Regions from separate parts of the Homo sapiens genome. Here region 1 is linked to region 2. The links are chromatin contacts, found by Hi-C or POLR2A ChIA-PET in ENCODE. All regions are on one chromosome and are shown on one strand. The core of a region is the stretch at or near the end of the contact, and the rest is flanking DNA. Distances in the headings are between cores, read along the strand shown.

Evidence for each region. A loop is a pair of places that touch in the nucleus more often than their neighbours do. ChIA-PET counts read pairs that join two places held with the same protein, here RNA polymerase II (POLR2A). Pooled maps may share reads with other maps.
Region 1: a loop to region 2 is called in a pooled map, with 4 times the contacts of the local background. The contact joins two enhancer-like sites. A Hi-C loop is called at or near these places in 4 of 50 pooled maps. POLR2A ChIA-PET finds 5 or more read pairs at or near these places in 2 of 52 experiments (AG04450 and GM12878).

What each region holds. Positions count from the first base shown.
Region 1 is chr12:122,241,308-122,245,673 of GRCh38, forward strand. It overlaps VPS33A (VPS33A core subunit of CORVET and HOPS complexes), which reads right to left. Exons shown (of 13, transcript NM_022916.6): 7 at 3,262-3,455; 8 at 1,075-1,201. Among named protein-coding and RNA genes, the nearest start is that of DIABLO, 17 kb to the left of the region's middle. Within about 2 kb of position 2,829, at least 2 of the 41 ENCODE cell types and tissues checked have a DNase peak (open chromatin) inside an H3K27ac peak, as active enhancers do.
Region 2 is chr12:122,128,124-122,132,195 of GRCh38, forward strand. It overlaps MLXIP (MLX interacting protein), which reads left to right. Exons shown (of 17, transcript NM_014938.6): 4 at 1,014-1,103; 5 at 1,465-1,506; 6 at 1,818-1,989; 7 at 2,721-2,810. Among named protein-coding and RNA genes, the nearest start is that of IL31, 44 kb to the right of the region's middle. RefSeq lists an enhancer at 1,364-2,563. Within about 2 kb of position 2,313, at least 5 of the 41 ENCODE cell types and tissues checked have a DNase peak (open chromatin) inside an H3K27ac peak, as active enhancers do.

The DNA.
Region 1 (4,366 bases), core at 1,579-4,078, 110 kb after region 2:
TTTCTTTCGTTATTTCGAGATGGAGTCCTGCTCTGTCGCCCAGGCCGGAGTGCAGTGGTGCAATCTTGGCTCACTGCAACCTCTGCCTCCCGGTTCAAGCAATTCTCCTGCCTCAGTCTCCTGAGTAGCTGGGATTACAGGTGCCCGCCACCACACCTGGCTAATTTTTGTATTTTTAGTACAGATGGTGTTCCACTATGTTGGCCAGGCTGGTCTCGAATGCCTGACCTCAGGCGATCCACCTGCCTCGGCCTCCCAAAGTGGTGGGATTACAGACATGAGCCACCTCGCCCAGTCTTTTTTTTTTTTAATGGAGTCTCGCTCAACCAGGCTGGAGTGCAGTGGCGTGATTTCAGCTCACTGTAACCTTTGCCTCCAGGGTTCATGTGATTCTCATGCCTCAACCTCCTGAGTAGCTGTAACTACAGGCATGTGCCACCATGCCCAGCTAATTTTTGTATTTTTAGTAGAGACAGGGTTTCGCCATGTTGCCCAGGCTGGTCTTCAATTCCTGGACTCAAGTGATCTGCCTGCCTCAGCCTCCCGAAGTGCTGGGGTTACAGATGTGAGCCATCATGCCTGGCCAACAAATGGAACATTCTTTTTGTTTTGTTTTTCGAGATGGAGTCTCACTCTGTCACCCAGGCTGGAGTGCAGTGGCGTGATGTCGGCTCACTGCAACCTCCGCCTTCCAGGTTCAAGCAATTCTCCTGCCTCAGCCTCCCAGGTAGCTGGGACTACAGATGCATACCACTGTGCCTGGCTAATTTTTGTATTTGTAGTAGACATGGGGTTTCATCATGTTGGCCAGGCTGGTCTCAAACTCCTGACCTCAAGTGATCTGCCCGTCTTGGCCTCCCGAAGTGCTGGGATTACAGGCATGAGCCACCATGCCCCGCCTGGAATATCCTTAACTATTAACATATGTATACTTCATTAACACTGAGAAGAACACGTGGTATTAAGACAGAGCTGACTCTCCCGAAGAGGCATTGTGGTGTTGATGACCTAGGTGTCAAACGTTGTATGTGCAAGTAGCCCCAGACTGAAACAATCATTACAAAGGATACTCACTAGTGACATCTTTGATCAATTCTGCAATTGAGGTATGGTTTGCAAGCGAGCCCCTTGCTGCCTGCATGTGGGGCAACTGGGAAACAAACTGCTTGATCTCCCCCACGGTCTTAGCATTGTGTCTTTCCTGAAATAAACAAGAGAGCAGTGCCTCAAGCAGGGAAGATAGTTTATTTATTTTATTTTTTTGAGAAGGACTCTCGCTTTGTTGCCCAGGCTGGAGTGCAGTGGCGCAATCTCGGCTCACTGCAACCTCCGCCTCCCAGGTTCAAGTGATTCTCATGCCTCAGCCTCCCGAGTAGCTGGGATTACAGGTGCCCACCACCATGCCCAAACTAATTTTTGTATTTTTAGTAGAGACAGGGTTTCACCATATTGGTCAGGCTGGTCTCGAACTCCTGACCTCAGGTGATCCACCCACCTTGGCCTCCCAAAGTGTTAGGATTACAGGCGTGAGCCACCACGCCTGGCCGATATTTTAAGTGCTTTGTTTTTTGTATTGTTCAGAGGATGTTTCATTTATATTAATGAGAAAGGAAGAATGGAATACAAATAAATCATTACATTACATAAAAAAAGAGAAAAGAAAAGTATATATATGACTGAAATAATAGAGGTCATGGTGCCTGTCTCCTGAATTAGCACTTCTTTAAAGAAGCAAATGCCTCAGAGTCTGTCTTCCAATGTACCAGCTTAAACACTGTGTCAGTATTTTGTGGACATCTGAGTATTGGTGAAAGATAGTACTATATAAACCATACAAATTTCTGAGTAAAAAACTAAGACAAAAAATTATGTTTAGAGGGTACCATAAAGAGGAAAAGTTTCCTGTGTAACAGAAAAAAATCCATTTTTTCTGTTGACCCTCAGTCTTTTATTTGATGTTGAGACAGGGTCTCTGTCGCCCAGGCTGGAGTGCAGTGGTGTCATCACAGCTCACTGCAGCCTCCGCCTCCTAGGCTCCTACCTCAGCCTCCCAAGGAGCTGGGATTACAGGCACACGCCACTGCCCAGCTAGTTAAAAAAAAAAAAAGTTTTGTAGAGACAGTGTCTTGCTGTGTTGCCCAGGCTGGTCTAGGACTTCTGGGCTCAAGCGATCCTCCTGCCTCAGCCTCCGACAGTGCCGGGATGACAGGCGTGAGCCACTGTGCCTGGCCTGAACCTTAGTCTTGAGTATAGTCTATGAACAAAGCGAACATAGCTTGGTGATGATAATATTTTTTGGCAAAATTTAATAACTTAAACCAAAAGTAACTTCAGAAATATGAAAATCAATTAATGAACATAATTCCTGAGAAAGATAAAATCTGGAATTACATGGCCTAGTTCCAAGCCAGCCTGGGCAACGCAGGAAGTCCCCATCTCTACAGAAAAAAAAACAACAAAAAACTCTGCCAGGCATGATGGCATGTGCCTGTGGTCCCAGCTACTCGGGAGGCTGAGGTGGGAGGATTGCTTGAGCCTGGGAGGTAGCAGCTCAGTAAGCCATGATTGTACCACTACACCCATCCTGGGAGACAAAGCGAGACCCTGTCAAAAAAAAATCTAGAACTACATACTCAGTGAAAAATTCATTTTCAAAAACTTCCCATTTATGTTTCCAAAGTTGAAATATTCAGACTTTATGATCTTGTTGAATTCCCATGTTTCAAAAAGGAGCCTGAGCAAGAATAAACTAGTGAACGGGCAAGAGGAGGCAGGAAGGTGATAATGAAGCCACCAATTTCAAAGCTCGGGGTTGCTGGGGATTTCAGTCTCATTATCACCTGCCACACGTGCTGACTTCCCCTGCCGCAGTCACACTGGCTAAACTTGAGTTTTCAGCATGAACCACAAGTTCTATTATAGAGGATTCTTTATTTGTAGTACAGATGGCTTCCTCTTAGGCAAGGTAGGAAATAATTTAAGACGATAAAGCAAATGTTTATGATGGAAGTCTGTAAACTGCACACACTTGCGCCTCCACCTACCCTCCACACAAAAAGAACTTTACGCAACGCGGGTCTGAGAAAGTTTAAAATGAAAACCTCGGATCTTCCAATACTGAATCTGCAGTTACTGAAGATGAGAAAAGTTGCATTGAAGCCTGGTTTAATGGCTACATATTTTTGGAGCTCTTATTCCCCTCAGGGGTGGGCATCTACCTGAGGCCTAGAGTTGCAGAATGACACCCAAAACTTGCCTCACCTCGAATGCTGCAGAGATGATCTTTGCTTTCTTGCTGAGCACAGAGCCAACTGCGTTGAAGTTCTTATCTCGGATCTCAGCATAGAGCTCCTCTGCAGAATTCAGCTGCAGCTTCTTTGCTTCCGTGGGGAGGTCCTTACCACCATCGCCCTGTTTCTTAGGTGCAAATTTCTCTGGAGGTAATTTCACATAACCTGAGCAGCAGTGGAAGGGAATAAGCACCTGTGTGCAATGACTGGAAGAACCAATCCGGTAACCAAGCACAAAACAGAATTTCCAACTCAGGAGAAAATGGAAGACGGCAAACGACACATAGCTCTGAGCTTTTGATTTTCCATGATCAAAGTACAGGAAGTAGTGACTCTAATACTGATACCACAGTTCTCATTATCTTTGGGGCACCTATATAAACCACATGCAGCAATGTCCACTTCCTAAACTTATTCAGGGATTAGGTCACTTTTCCACTCAGAAAACTTTCAAGGATCTCCCCATTGACTTTTAGTATTTTTTCAAACTGTAGATCATGTTCCATTAGTGGATCATGAAATCAAGCTGGTGGGTTGCAAGTAGCATCTTAAAACCAAAACCAAACGAAACCAAAACAAAACAACAGTACCAAAAACAGCACAGAGTAGAAAATACAAAAGCTTATCACACGCTGTTAGAGAAGCTAGTGGTGGCTTCGTTTTATTTTTTTTTTAAATAAAACTTTTGTTTCAGTTTAACATGCACATGCATACATGTGTGTATATACTGGCTCATGATATAAAATACATTTCTTACTGTGGATTGGAATCCAAAATAGTTTAAAAGCCATCCTAGAACAAGAATTAGAAACTACGGTCTGAGGACCAAACTCTGTTCACGTTCTGTTTTTTTTTTTTTTTTTGAGACGGAGTTTCACTCTTGTCACCCAGGCTGGAGTGCAATGGCACGATCTCGGCTCACTGCAACCTCCACCTCCTGGGTTCAAATGATTCTCCTGCCTCAGCCTCCTGAGTAGCTCAGATTATAGGCACCCACCACCATGCCCGGCTAATTTTCTTGTATTTTTAGTAGAGACAGGGTTTCACCATGTTGGCCAGGCTGGTCTTGAACTCTT
Region 2 (4,072 bases), core at 1,063-3,562:
GGTGGCCTCTGGCAACCCCAGGCTGCAGAGCCTCCCCCTTCTCAGAGGGACTGGCCCAGGGACTGAGGGGGTTAATATCTTTCTGTTAATTTTTAAAGTGTGTGTCTATGTGTGATTATACATGCACAGGAAGTGTCTAGAGGAATATATAGAAGTGTCTTTATTAAGAGACTTCAGGAACCTCTGGGGAGTAGGATTAGGGCTGCCAGATGAGGGGGAGATGCTTTCTTCACTGCATACTCTTCTGTGTGGCTTTAATTTTGTCTAGGCATGTCTCACTGTTAACGATAAAGGGGGAATTTAGAAGGTAAGCTAATGAAAGACAGTTTTGAGACAGGTATAATCTGGTATTAGACAGTATCAAGGGATATCATTTTGTTGGGTATGGCAATATTGTAATCAGTTCTTTTTAACAGAAAAGCATCTTTGCTGTCGAGGACACACACACAGTGTTTGTAGGTGAGGTGATTTGGGCCTTGAGATCAGAAAGTGAGGCAACCCCAGGCATTGGGGCTCCTTATCTCTGGAGCTCGAAGGCTGTCATGCAAGGCATCCACACTGGCATCACGCGAAGGTTGGATGAGAGGCCCCTGGAGGGCACATTCCACCTGAAACTTCCTGGAATTGGCTGTTCATTTTTGCCCTTTGAATGTGGCAGAGGCTGTGGGGAAGGGGCATTTATGGGGGGGCTTGGGAATTGCTGCAGCGTTCCCCTGCTTCTTCCTCTGTGGAGCATTCTGCTCTCACCCTGTCCTCCTGGACAGAGCCTCAGGACCGTGCCCCCAAGGCCTTTGGCTACCTTAGGTCTTGAAATGACAGCGCATTGTTAGCTAGAGGGTCTGCTATAGCATGGAAGAAGTGGGACGTACTTTCTGAGTGATGTGGTAGCCACTGTGGGGTTTCCCGCTGGATTGCCTAAGGCCTGATTATAGTGCCGGATACTCAGTACACCAGTTGAGCTTTGCTAATCAAGCAGAGCCCCCTCTTCACTCTGCTCTCTGTCCCTGTCCTAGGCCATCACCACGGAAGGGAAGTACTGGAAGAGCCGCATCGAGATTGTGATCCGGGAGTATCACAAGTGGAGAACCTACTTCAAGAAAAGGGTATCTGGCTGGAGTGTTCAGGCAGCCCGCCTAGGGAGGGAGTGGGCAGAGTCCCTGGTTCAGGGCCCTGGCCGAGGCGGTAGGCTCCACAGCCGCCCCACCTGAACGTGGAGCGTCAAGCAGTAAATCTGGGGCCCAGCGTGCCAGACTAGCCTGGGCAATGGCCTGCCTCGGTCAGGTTGTCTTTGCTCTCAGTTTCCCCATCTGTGCACTGGGTGGAAGTCTCCTTTGTGCAGGCATCGGCCTGGGGATGGTGTGAGCAGGACCCCTACCTGCCTCCCTGAGAGTTCTGTATATTCTAGAGCCCTTGGGCCCTCCTAGGGCCATTGGTGACCGCCGTGTCCTGTCCCTTTGCCCACAGCTACAGCAGCACAAGGATGAGGACCTCTCCAGCCTGGTCCAGGTGGGTGAGCCTGGGAGCTCTGAGGACCCCCACTTTGACATGAGACAGCAGGGACTTCGGTGGCCCACCAGGGAGCCCTGCAAAAGGCGGCAGGCCATGGGCCCTCCCTGGAGTCTCAGGAATGGCTCAAGAAGCAGTCCAGCTCTCTCTCCTGGGTGGGCTGGAGGGAGCCGCTCTCCAAATGCCTCCACCCTGCTGCCTCACTTCCACTGAGCACCCCTTTGACGAATTTCCCCAGGTGACAGGCGTGGGAATTCTTCGTCCCACTGTTACTCTTTGATGCTTCCTCCCCTGTGTTGGTGTTGTGTTAGGACGATGACATGCTGTATTGGCACAAGCACGGGGATGGATGGAAGACCCCCGTCCCCATGGAGGAGGATCCCCTGCTGGACACAGACATGCTCATGTCGGAATTCAGCGACACCCTCTTCTCCACACTTTCTTCACACCAGCCGGTGGCCTGGCCCAATCCCCGGGAAATAGGTAACCCAAACCAGGGCCTTGGGCTTTGAACAGCCAGCCGCTTCCTTCTCTGCCAGGCCCCCTCTGGGCCAGGGTTCCTTCAGGGCCATCTCTGAGCTGCTGCACGTCACGGTTGGGGGCAGGCAGTAAGGAAGGGAAGGATGGCTGGCCTCATTTGACATCCAGGCCGCACGTACCGAGTGGGTGGGGTCTGCAGAGTGGGCCCACTGGGCAGCTGCCATTCCCGTAGTGCCATGGTGGGAGGACAGCAGCAGGGTCTAGTCTGAGTCATTGGCACATTTCAGATACCGTTCTCTTCACGGGGTACGTGTGCCGTGCCTAAGCCGAGGCGGCCGGGCCGTGACTCATGCTAAAGAAAATCAGAAGCACTCCCGGGTGTGACCGCTCACCTTGGTGGCATTCAGTCTTCCAGTTAACCTCTCAGGGAAGAGCCCAAAGATTGAAAATTAGAACAGTGTTCGGGGAGGTCTCTGTTCTCTCTTGAGCTCTTTACAGCTTCCTGGGGTGTCCATTCCCTGATACTCAATTTTACCTTCCTGGCAAAAACTTACTTTCCTGCCTTTTGAGGGTGCGGAATGGCCACAAACCCTGAGAAGGTAGAAATCCCAGCCAGCTCCTTGGAAGACTCTGGGATGTGAGCAGGGCCAGGAAGTTCTGTTCCAGGCCTTTTTTACGTTCCTGCAACATTGTCTGAGAAGACAAAATGGTTCCTCTCTCTGTGATTCTTGCAGCACATCTGGGAAATGCAGACATGATCCAGCCGGGACTGATTCCTTTGCAGCCTAACCTGGACTTCATGGACACCTTTGAGCCTTTCCAGGGTGAGGACCAGAGGCAGAGAGAGCACGGTTGCCTCCATCTCCCCCAGCCCAGCACAGAGCAGATCGCTGCCTTCCTTTAAGAGGCGAGACTTGGTAGAATGGGCAAGGGGGCGAGCAAAGAATTTTTTTTTAAACTGAACTGTTTTTTGTAGTAACTGCAAGGTCTGGGAAGTTTTTCTGGGACATTGTTCAGCAAGGAAATTGGCTCTGGATTTAGCCGTGACTGTAAGCAGTTCTCCCTCGAAGCAGCAGAGGGCACTGATGACACAGCCAGCTCCCTACCAAGGCCCTGCAGTTAGATGGGTCCTTGAGCACCTGCCATTGTGACAGCAGCAGAAACGTCAGGCCTGGGAGTGTTTCAGAGCCCAGGATAGTTGCCAACATGTGTGGTTCCAACCAGAGCCCCCTTTCTACAGAAAAAAAGGTGTCTCAGGGTAATACCCTCTGTCCATGGCATCCCCCTGGGCCATGTGGGGTTTAGGGGTTTAGTCCTTGATTTGTTTGAGTCTTTTTTTTTTTTTTTTTTTTTTTTTAGAGACAGGGTCTTGCACTGTCACCCAGGCTAGAGTGCAGTGGTTCAATCATGGTTCACTGCAGCCCTGAACTCCTGGGCTCAAGCGATCCTCCCACCTCAGCCTCCTGAGTACCTGGGACTACAGGCACACACCACCACACCCAGTTCATTTCTTCATTTTTTTGTAAAGACGGGGGTCTGCTATGTTGCCCAGGTGATCCTCCTGCCTCTGCTTCCCAAAGTGCTGGGATTACAGGTGTAAGCCATCACACCCAGCCTGTTTTAGTCTTTGTTATTTTGAGACAGAGCCTTGCTCTGTAGCCCACGCTGGAGTGCAGTGGCAAGAACACGGCTCACTGCACCCTCAACCTCCCTCCTGGACTTAAGCGATCCTTCCGCTTCAGCCTCCTGTGTAGTTGGGACCACTGGTGGCACCAACCAGGCATGGTGGTTGTGGTTGGCACCTTTTTTTTTTTTTTTTTTTTTTTTTTTTTGAGACGGGAATCTCGCTCTGTCATCAGGCTGGAGTGCAGTGGTGCGATCTTAGCTCACTGCAACCCCTGCCTCCTGGGTTCAAGCCATTCTCCTGCCTCAGCCTCCTGAGTAGCTGGGACTACAGGCATGTGCCACTACACCCAGCTAATTTTTGTATTTTTAGTAGAGATGGAGTTTCACCATGTTAGCCAGGATGGTCTTGATCTCTTGACCTCATGATCTGCCTACCTCGGCCTCCCAAAGTGCTGGGATT